Regions from separate parts of the Homo sapiens genome. Here all the other regions are linked to region 1. Evidence: chromatin contacts called from ENCODE Hi-C or POLR2A ChIA-PET data. All regions are on one chromosome and are shown on one strand. Each heading gives the region's core, a stretch centred on a gene start or an enhancer-like site at or near the end of the contact. The rest is flanking DNA. Distances are from core to core; before and after follow the strand shown.

Evidence for each region. A loop is a pair of places that touch in the nucleus more often than their neighbours do. ChIA-PET counts read pairs that join two places held with the same protein, here RNA polymerase II (POLR2A). Pooled maps may share reads with other maps.
Region 2: a loop to region 1 is called in a pooled map, with 4 times the contacts of the local background. The contact joins the promoter of PDIA5 here to the promoter of PARP14 in region 1. A Hi-C loop is called at or near these places in 4 of 50 pooled maps. POLR2A ChIA-PET finds 5 or more read pairs at or near these places in 2 of 52 experiments (H1 and PC-9).
Region 3: a map of PC-9 shows a loop between it and region 1 (7-fold over the local background). The contact joins the enhancer-like site here to the promoter of PARP14 in region 1. A Hi-C loop is called at or near these places in 1 of 168 maps with a recorded cell type or tissue (PC-9) and 4 of 50 pooled maps. POLR2A ChIA-PET finds 5 or more read pairs at or near these places in 1 of 52 experiments (activated CD8-positive, alpha-beta memory T cell).

Annotation. Positions count from the first base shown.
Region 1 is chr3:122,679,254-122,682,715 of GRCh38, reverse strand. PARP14 (poly(ADP-ribose) polymerase family member 14) reads right to left here and starts at 1,877. Exons shown (of 17, transcript NM_017554.3): 1 at 1,646-1,877. The coding sequence starts at 1,832. RefSeq lists enhancers at 1,139-1,228, 1,770-2,169, 1,594-2,366, 2,770-2,889 and a silencer at 1,480-1,529.
Region 2 is chr3:123,065,302-123,068,763 of GRCh38, reverse strand. It overlaps PDIA5 (protein disulfide isomerase family A member 5), which reads right to left and starts at 1,739. Exons shown (of 17, transcript NM_006810.4): 1 at 1,558-1,739. The coding sequence starts at 1,599. RefSeq lists a silencer at 1,445-1,684.
Region 3 is chr3:122,938,898-122,942,359 of GRCh38, reverse strand. SEMA5B (semaphorin 5B) reads left to right here. Exons shown (of 23, transcript NM_001031702.4): 5 at 2,890-2,935. Among named protein-coding and RNA genes, the nearest start is that of LINC02035, 54 kb to the right of the region's middle. Within about 2 kb of position 1,664, at least 4 of the 41 ENCODE cell types and tissues checked have a DNase peak (open chromatin) inside an H3K27ac peak, as active enhancers do.

The sequences.
Region 1 (3,462 bases), core at 628-3,127:
GGGCCACTGGAGCAGCCTGGGGGTGGAGGAAGAGGAGTAGTGGGCTGGGGCCGGTCAAGGATGGAAGCCCAGCAGGAAGACTGAAATCTTTTCTGCTTGGAGGGCTAGAATTGAGTTATTTTATCATCACAAAATTATACTTTGTGCTATTTGTATTTTCATGCTGTTTAAATTTGTATAATTATTTCTTTTTGTTCATTTGGGGTTAACATTAACTACGGAAATTCTGAAACTTGAACACATTAGGGTCACCTGGGCTGCCGGTTAAATACACGCTTCCCACCCACCCCACATTCACTGAACCTGAATCTCTAAAACAGAGCTGGGAAGGTGCCTGGTTAACCTGCTCTCCAGGTGATTCAGATGCAGGTCAGACCTACTTCTAAGGATAATGGAATCTAAAGGAGAAAGAAGCATCCTTAAGGGCCAGATCGATGGTGATGCTGACCTCTGAAGTCAAAGTGGGGAAAACCCTCAAGGAAAAGTGACACCCAAAAGAGAAATGACTAATATCACACAGTTGCCCTTCTGAGCACTCCTTGGTAAAATTAATCCTAGGAAAACATGGTATTTTGTTTTCATAAGGGCCATGAGCCAAGCATATCTCCTGTCCCCCTCCTTCCTTCCTTCTGTGCGCCATTCTTTTTCTGTTTCATTTTTCCTTTTTGGATCCCTGCTTGGGCACTCTAATTGCATGGCCTCAGCCTCAGCCTCCTTGCCTCTCCTCTGGCCCGAATGCTTCTCCAAATCTAGCGACATGAAAGCGGAATTAGGGGTTGACTAGATCCCGATAGGTCATCATCCATAAGATGCCAGTGGAAAAGGTGCCCATTCTGGGAGCTGCAGGTCACTGGCTTCCCATTGCAGACCAGGGAGGCCCTTGAGCCAGCAGATCACCTCTGGGCTCTTGGCCCACCAAGTAGTGGTGGGTCTGTAAGGAGGGAACTTTGCCGACTTTCCCTCCAAAGCTCAAATCTCCCAACCCACAATCACTTCAGAATATCATCCTTGCTCCCAATCTGAGGGCCACTAGAGACTCGGAGAAGAGGCCCCGGCAGGCCCTCGACAATGGGCACCTGTGGTCGATCGACAGCCCCTCCAATGTGGCCGCTGTGACGGCTCTACGTTGACATTCAGGCAGTGTGATTTTAGGTAGCGCCTCTGCCCCTCTCCCAAGTGACCCCGGGACCCCTGGGAATCTCCAAGAACCACAAGGAATCTCTGTGACTTGCCACGTTTCTTAATCAGTTTCCTTCCCCACACAAGAATAATAACAACAGGAAAAGACAGAAAAGGATGATAAGAGGATAGACTCACTTCCACAACAACAACAACAAACAATAACACCACCACAACAGGGAAAGACAGAAAACGATCGAGGGATAAAGAGTTACTTGCGCGGTTCCGCCGCCACCTCCGGGCCGCGCCATTAAGCGCCTGGAAGCGCAGGGCGCCGGGGAACCGCAGCGCCCCGGGTGCGCTCGGAATCCATTCTGCCGCCCCCGCCCCCGCCCCCGCCCCGGCCACCTCCGCTACAGCAGCCGCCGAAGTCGGGCGGGTCACCCTCCCGTGCGTGCCCTGCCGCCATTTCCCTGGAGGGAGGGCAGAGGTGCCCCCTCCTCACCCCACCCCTCGCGCCCCTCACCGTCCTCCGGGTAGAAGAACACCAGGAAGCGGGATGGGCTCCTGGGATCCTGGCGGACCTCACACTCGCCGCCTCCCGACCTCTTCGGGCTCTGGAAGTACATCTGCAACTTGGTGTTCAAGTTCTTCGGGGGGTCGGGGCCCCAGGAGCCCTCGACCAGCAGCGGGAAGGAGCCGGGCACAGCCATCCTCAGCTCCGCTCTCCGCCGGACTGCAGGGGCCGCGCCAACTCCGGGCCGCTAACTTTGACTCTTTCGCTTTCGTTTCCTGGAAAACTCCCAGGCCTTGGTTTCCTTTTGCCTTCAGCCTAACACAGCGGACCCAGGAATGGCAGAGTCATCCCCCGCCCACCTCCCCACCTTCGCATTCGGCCCACAGCCAAGGCCAAAGTAACCCTTTGGGGCTGGCCAGCGGCGCCCCGGGAAGGCGGCCTCAGTTCACCTGTGCTCCACGGGCTCCCACACCCCCTCCTAACTCCGGGCCCCCTACCTGCCGCTCGCCCCAACCGCAGATCAAGTCGGCAGCTTTGGGGCACCAGACCTTGCCCAAACGCAAAGATCATTTAATTTTTGCCGCAAGCCGACCCTTTACAAAAGAATAAAATGACTCACAAACTGTGGCCCCTTTAGAATGTTTGCTGCCTATTTGGGGACTTTTTCAGCAATCATTGTGATTATCAGAATTTTACGTTGCTTTCCCTGTTTTGCTTTCTGTTCCTTGATCTGTTAATACTACATGTCTAGAAATGTGGGGGAAACAATTACACTCACAGTTTTTTTTGTGGAATATTTACTAGGCGCCATGCACTCACTCACTGAACCCTCGCTGAGCTCACGGAGCTATGGTGAACACAGTGGGCAATAGGTGCTCTGGGAAAGAATATACTTGTGTTCCTGGAACAGATGAGGAGTGGCTCCTAGTCCAGCTGTGGCGGCTCAGGGAGGGTTTATAGGGCGGTGACATGTAACCTGATAACCCCAGGATATCAGGGGATAGCCTTGGAGGGTTAGGAAGTGGGGTTCCACGGTGTGATTCACATGTACAGGATCACTCCGGCTGCTGCGTGGTGGCTAGAGTGGAGGCAGAGAGATCAGCCAAGTGGCTACCATAGTGTCCTAAGTGAGAGACAAGGGTGGCTGAGACTGGGGTGCTGGCAGAGAAGAACTGAGAAAACGAGGATTCTCAATTAATAGTGAAAGCAGGACTTGCTGAAGAATGTGAGCCTTGAGAGAAGGAGAAGCTCAAGGATGACTCCATGGTCAGCCATGGATGGCCCGTGCAAGTGGCTGGATAATAGTGGCATCTGCAAGAGGGGAGGCCGAGTGATGGGAGAGAAGCTGGGGCTGTGTGTTTCCTTGACCCCAAATAAAGCAGTGTTGCAAGTCGAGGGGGGCGGGGGGATTATCATTCCAGTGCTACCGATACCTCAGGTCAGAGAAGTGTCTGCTGGACTGCTGAGGAGCGGCAAGCATAGTCTCCTGGTGAGGAGGGAGGAGAGGGAGATGGCAGCTACTGAAGACTGAAAGGGAGGGAAGGAAGTGGAAGCAGAGAGCGTAACACGCTCTTTGCAGAAATGTGACCGTGAAGGGGAAGAAGGAGCCAGGCAGTAGGTTGTGGGGTTACAGGATCGGGCTGAATTTCAGAATGAAGAGAACCAGAGATGGGCCAAATGGTTTACCTGGCTTTTATTTCGGCTCTGTAATAATCCTAAACAGTACACAGATATTTTCTCCTGCCTCCAGCTTGCTACCTGCAGATGGCGCTCATCATCTGATCCAAAACTGCTCTGGACCCCCGCATGCGGAAGACGGGAGGACA
Region 2 (3,462 bases), core at 490-2,989, 390 kb before region 1:
GGTACAATGTGTGTTTTGCTCTCCGCCCAAAATCTAACCCAGTGGAGGGCAAAATATCAATCCAAACAATGTGATTGACAAATAAATGTCTGCCGAATGAAATTTCAGATTCTCAAGCCGTTTGTTTTCACAAAAGGGAGGGGAAAGGGAGGAAAGCAGGACCTCCTACTCAGCCCAAGTGCAAAGACCGATGGGGGGCGTTTCAGGAGATAGCTCCCTCCTCCTGGCCCAGAGACCCGCCCAGACCAACTGGCTCCAGGGAACTGATGGCAAACCAGCATTCAACAAACCCAGACGCAATTAAGTGACACTGCCCCACTCCAGCCTGGTTCTCCCCAAGAGGGAGAACACAGACCGAAGAGAACAGGGGGCTTCTTTCCCCACCCACTTCCAACCAGAGAGTACCAGGCCACTCCTCACTGGTGATCCAAAAGGCCAGGGTATTGGGAGATGGAAGTGTTTCAAGCAACTCAACCCACACTTTTCTCCTCCCATTTGCCCAGTGTCCTTGCCACACCCAAATGGAAAAGAACGGGAAAATCTGGGTTGGGGGGAGGGTGCCAGGAACAGGAAGTTCCCTGGAACTTCAGGGGAAAAGGACCAGGATGGTCCTAAAATAAGGGAGCGCATAAGTTATGGAAAAGATGGGGAAGGAGGCCACAATATCTCATCACACACCCACAGCGAAACGAAGGCCAAACCCCAGACCTGGGCCGGCAGGCACACCCATTCCGACCTCTCTCAGGGATGCCTGGAGTCCCCCCCACCAAGTGTAGCAAACTACTCTTGGAGTCCACTCCTTTTCCACTTTTGTAAGATTTTGCAGTTTACACAGCTTCCTCCACTGAGACCTCATCCGACTCTCAGAACCACCCTATGGGGGTAGCTTTGCCTTTCTATATCATGCATGAGGAAACTAGCTCAGATACATTAAATGAACCGCCGCGTCACACAGCTAGAAAGTGGCTGAGGCTCGAGCCCGCCTCAGTTGGGTGTAGGAGCAGCTCCTCCGCCGGGGCGGGCTACGTCGACCCCACCCAGCCCACCGAGCCTGGCCTGTGGGCGGAGGCCCAGGTGGTGGCCCGCAGTTTCCCAGACGCCTGGGGCCGAAGCCAAGAACAAGGTGGCCCTAAACCAAGGTTTCCGGCAGTGCAGGTAGTAAGCACCCCCATCCCACCCCGCACTCACACAGGTGCAGGGCTCGGAGTCTGGAGCGGAGCTCACCCCGCAGCCCGCCGGCGTCCTGCCCGACCGGCTGTGCCCCGACCTGCATCCCCGCAAAGTTGTGGCCGTGGCGTAAGCACCCTGCCAGGGATCTCCCGGCGCCCCACAGCTGCCTCCTGCCCCTGCGTCCGGGAGCGCTTGGCGGCGAGGGCACCGGGACGCCCGCTGTCTCCCGCGTAGCACCCAGTGCCCGCCTGCCTGGCATGCACGCCCTCATCCCGGTGCCCCGGGGCAGCTCCCCGCACGTTCCGCAGAGGGCTGGAGCAGAGAGCGCAGAAGGGCACGCGGGACACACGTGCTGGCCCGGCCCGGATCCCTGCCCCACAGTCTCACCCAGATTGCCAGCAGCAGCCACGCCGGCCCGGCCCGCGCCATCCCAGCAGCGCTGCCCACCGCTGGCTCCTTTCTCCACTCCGGCGCCCGCTCCCGCCCGCCCGCCTGCTAGCTCCACCGCGGCCAACCACCACGGCCACTTCCCAGCCGCTCCCCGCCTCCGAGTTCCCGGTGCCACGTCTGCCAAAGCATGCGCAGCAGCTGGGGAGAGGCGGCCGGGAAGAAGTGCTCGCTGGGAGTTGTAGTCTGCAGCCTGGCTCAGCTGGGGGCTGCGGGTGCGGACTGGGCTCCGAGGCCACGTGGCAGCGAGTGAAGTGCGAAAAGGCAAGGTCAGGGAGTAAGGGAAGGCAATTAATGAGCGGGGGCTTACTCTGTGCCTGGAGCTTCAGAAACAGTATCTCACGCAGCTCACAGAAATTAGGTTTTATTTTCTCCACTTTGAGGATTAGGAGGCAGCGCAGGGAATTTAAGTACGTTGATCCAGATCACACAGCCGGTAAATGGCAGAGTCCAGGGCTGCCTGTGAAGGACAGGAAAAGCCCTCATCCCTGCCTCCCAGACTCCCTCCTGCTTATTCTATTTAACTTCAGTAAAACATTATTGAGCTGTTGGAAAACAATCTGGTGGTTCCTCAAAAAGTTAAACATAGATTACTATATGACCAGCAATTCCACCCTTAGGCTAATACCCAAAAGAATTGAAAACAGGTATTCAGACAAATGCACGTACACCAGTGTTCACAGCAACACTATTTACAATAACCAAAAGGTAGAAACAACTCTAACGTCTGTCAAAGGATGAATGGGTAAACAAAGTGTGATACATCCATCTAATGGAATGTTATTTAGCCATTAAAAGGAATAAAGTGGCCCAGCAGGGCAGCTCATGACTGTAATCCCAACACTTTGGAAAGCTGAGGCAGCAGAATCGTGTAAGACTAGGAGTTTGAAACCAGCCTGGGCAACATAGCAAGACCTCATCTCTGCTAAAAATAAAAATAAAATAAAATAAAATAGCTGGTGTGGTGGCAAGGGACTGTAGTTCCAACTACTTGGGAGGCTAAGGCGGGAGGATTGCTTGAACCTGGGATATGGAGACTGCAGTGAGCCAAGATCATGCCACTGCACCCCAGCCTAGGCCACAGGGTGAGACCCTGTCTCAAAAAAAAAAAAAAAAAAAAAGGTGGGGGGGAGAGAATAAAATGCTAATACATTCTACAATGAATGAATCTCAGAAATGTATGCTAATGAAAGAAGCCAGACACAAAAAGTCACATATGATGTGATTACATCTTATGAAATATTTAGAATAGGTAAATCCACAGAGACAGAAAGCATAGTAGTGGGGGTGGGGAGGAAGGAATGGGGAATGACTGCTTAATGAGTATAGGGACTCCTTTGGGAGTGATAAAACATTTTGGAACTAGATGGAGATGATGGTTCCACAACATTGTGAAGGTACTAAATGCCACTAAACTGTACACTTTAAAATGGTTAATTGATGTTATGTGAATTTTACCTGAGTAAAAATTTTCAAAAGAAAAAAACTCTTTATTGAACCCATTCCCTGTGCTAAAGCAGGGGTCCCCAAACGCTGGGCCTCTGGACAGTCTGTGGCCTGTTAGGAACCAGGAGGCAAGCTGTGGGCCAGCGAGCATTACCACCTGAGCTCTGCCTCCTGTCAGATCAGTGGTGGCATTAGATTCTCATAGGAGTGTGAACTCTATTGTGAACTGCACATTCAAGAAATCTAGGTTGTGGGTGCCTTATGAGAATCTAATGCCTGATGATCCGAGATAGAACAGTTTCATCCCAAAACCATCCCCTGTCCCCCCACCATCTGTGGAAAACTTGTCTTCCACAAAACCGGTCCCTGGTGACAAAAAGGTTGGGCCCTGCTGTGCTA
Region 3 (3,462 bases), core at 415-2,914, 260 kb before region 1:
TTCTTTAGTGTCTCCACCCCTTCATTTGCTGTATGAAAATGAGGCAAGTCAAGAACACAGCTCTGGATTAGGTGTGGATGAGCTGGGTTCCTGTCCTGGGGGATCTTGACCTTGGAGCCTCAGTTTCCTCATCTGTAAAGTCTGGGTTACAGTCTCTGTGCCACCAGTCTCACAGGGCTGCTGTGAAGCTGGGCCTGAAAGCATTTTTCTTTTAATTTTTTAATTTTTAAATTAACTATTTTGTCTTATGGTAGGACATTCAAAAGGTACAAAGGAGTATATGGTGAAAAGCAGGGCCACCCCCTCAAACAAGCAGGACCCCTGACTGAAGGTTCACCTAGTGGTGAGGTTCCTGACTGTGCCCCCAGAGGGAGTCTGTCCATATGCAACTATACAGGAGGATGGACTTTATTTTCCCAGCAAAGAGAGTAATTGTTTTACTCTCTATTTTGAGATGACTGTCGATTTACACACAGTTGTAAGAAATAATAGAGATCCCATATACCCTTCACCCAGTTTCCCCCAAGGCTAACATCTTGCATAACTGTAGGACAACATTAAAATCAGGAAACTGGCCTTGATGTGATCCTTCAACCTAATTCTGATTTCACTAGTTTTACATGTGTACTTCAACAAACCCAAATGGTAGCATCCGAAGACTCTACTCTGAACCTTGTGAAAGCATTTCAAAAGCTGCCATTTATTCCGCACCGGCCATGTGCCAGGCACTATTTTATATGTCATATATGTAGTAAGTCAGTTACTGCATGTAGTAAAGGTAGTAAATCACACATGTATTTAATCTAATACATGTAGTAAATCATGCCTGCAGTAAATCATTGAATCTTCACAAGTGGGTGAACCCAGGAAGTGGGTTCTATGTACCCCCATTTTATGGACCAGGAAACTGAAGCTCAGAGAGGTTATGTTACCCTGTGACTGTGGTCACACTGTTCTTCCTCATCCGCTCTGCGGCTTCCCCAGAAGGTGGTTATGTTTTCTGTCTGGAGGCTTCCCACACAAAGATGGAGGGACACTTTTTCCTGCATCCTTGAGCCTGGCTATGCCCTCAGATGGACAGGGAAACTCAATTCTAGACCTGGTCCCTTAGGCTTCTTAGAGCCAATGTAGTGGGTCTTTGGCCACTTTCTTTTCCTGTCTCCAGCTCATTTTCCTTCCTCCTTTTCTTCTGCCTGACATTGTCTTCCCTTCTTCTTGACCCCTGGATCTCTGGAATTCAGGCTAGGGAAATTTTTTATTCATTTATAACCCTCCCTTGTTCCGAAAGGGATTTAGGGTGGGTCAGGCTACAGAGATTTCTCTCTGTTCTCATATTCCAGCTCCCAGGAGAGTTGACTGCGATGTTGTGATGAATGATTTTTGATGGGATAAAAATGAATAAAGTGATGCAATGTTTCCCCTAATTTGTTAAAGCTGTGAGCAGATGCCTGTGTTACCTAAGCAGGCAGCTGGGGCACAGCCATAAGCTGGAGCTTATCTGTTCCCAGGCCAGGAGGGTGGGATAGGGAGAGCTCTGCTAAGGACTTGGGGAGGGGGTTGGAGAAGGACAGCAGAGGCCTGGAGCCAAGGTCACCTGGGAGGCCCGCCCAGCCCCAGGACAGCAAAGAAGATGAGTGGGGCCTGGGCCTGGAGCCAGAGCTGGGAAGAGAAGCCTCCTGGCCTGCGGCATCTCCTTCCGGCTCTGGATTCCTTCAGCAGGGGCCCTCTTTCTCTTCCGGTCCCACTCCACAGCCTTTCCCCTCATTTCCCTCCTCAGCTGAGGTAGGCCAGAACTTTCTAAAATCTTTGTTCCTAAAAAGTTTAGGAACCAAAATAGGAATAGCCCAAAGAAGACAGAAGAACCAAAGAAAGAAAATTGGTGGGGGAAATCAAGACTTTGCATCTGTTCAGCATGAACAGAGCCTTTAAATGTGCATCACACCATTCCTCTGTCTCCACAGTCCTGTGAAATAAGAAAGATAGCCATTCACTTCCCCATTGTACAGATGCAGGCACTGAGACTCTCAGAAGGTGGCAGGTGGCTGAGCTGGAATTCTCCCTGTCTGTGCATGGTGGCCTTCTGACTCCAGCATCCATGCAAACAAATTTCAGCAGCAGCTGACACTTATGATACTCAATAAGTGTCTGATATCATTATTACTACTAGTAGTATCCTCTTTGTTACTGAAGGTGAAAACTGTTTGAGGTTGATAAGTCTGGAAGCCCTGTGCAGGCTGGACTGTGGGGAGAGGGATGGTGAGGTGGTGGATGGGGTCGTTTGGGTTAGAGGAGAGAGGGTGGTCCAGAAAGGTGGCCACAGAAAGGTCAGACCTGGAGTCACTGACTGCTGGAGAGACTGCAGGAGATGAACAAACAAATCGGACTCAGGACCCCGGGATGTGGAGCCAGGAGAGATGGCTGGCCTGTGTGAGAAGGGGTGAGTCAGGGTGGAGGGCCAGAGTAGGAGGAAGCTGGCTGTCTGCATCTCTGTAAGAGTGCTGTGAGGCTTTACATTTAACAGCCTCCATGGTTGGAAAAGGTGGGGTCAAGGGGTTCCTCCCAGGGCTAGCTGAGTTGGCTGGGAGCAGAGACAGCATGGAACTTGGAGGAAAGTCTGGGTTTCAATCCTAACTCCTTCACTTACTATCTTGGTGACTTGGGCCATTTACCCACCTTGCTTCTTCATCTGTAACTTGGAGCTTCCTGGATTTCCTCCCAGGGTTGTGTGAAGATTAAGTGAGCAAATGGAGGTAAAGCTCTCCTTAGGGGTTGACCCTAGGCAATCAGCACCCAGTCCTGGCGTCCCAGGAGGCCCAAGCCAGGAGGCTGCTCCCTGGGTCCTGCCTGCAGAACCAGCGTCACTTAGGATGTCTGTTTCCATTTTCACAGGAACTACCTCTTCAGACTCAGCCTTGCCAATGTCTCTCTTCTTCAGGTACGATTGCTTTCTTCCCTTCCCTTCCTATAATTTCCCCTATTCCAGAGCCCAAGGCAGGGCAACGCAAGTGGCGCCATTCAGAATTCAGCCCCTAAAGTTGAAAACAGGAGCCACTTGTTCTTTTCACTGGCCATGGACTCAGACCCCAGCTATCAGAGTCACTGCCCGCAATGTACGTGGAGGGAGGGTGTGGCTCACATATACGCAGAGGCACACAAGGCTCTTGCATCATGCAGCGAGGCTGCTAATGAGGAAGGGAGAAAAAGAATGCCAGGCTGGGGTGACCAACTGTCCCTGTTTGGGACTGAGAATGCAGAACTTCCAGTGCAAAAACTGGGACAATACTGGGCAAACTGGGTTGGTTGGTTATTGTAAGTCCCCAGACCTGGCTCCACAGGAGGGTCTCTGAGTTCAGGCCTCCACGGAAAGGGTGTTCCTAGTTCCTTTCCTAGCCCAGTCTGAATGATCCCATTCTAACTCAGCATTTTCTTTGAGCTGTGATTGATTTATTATCTGCTGCCAAG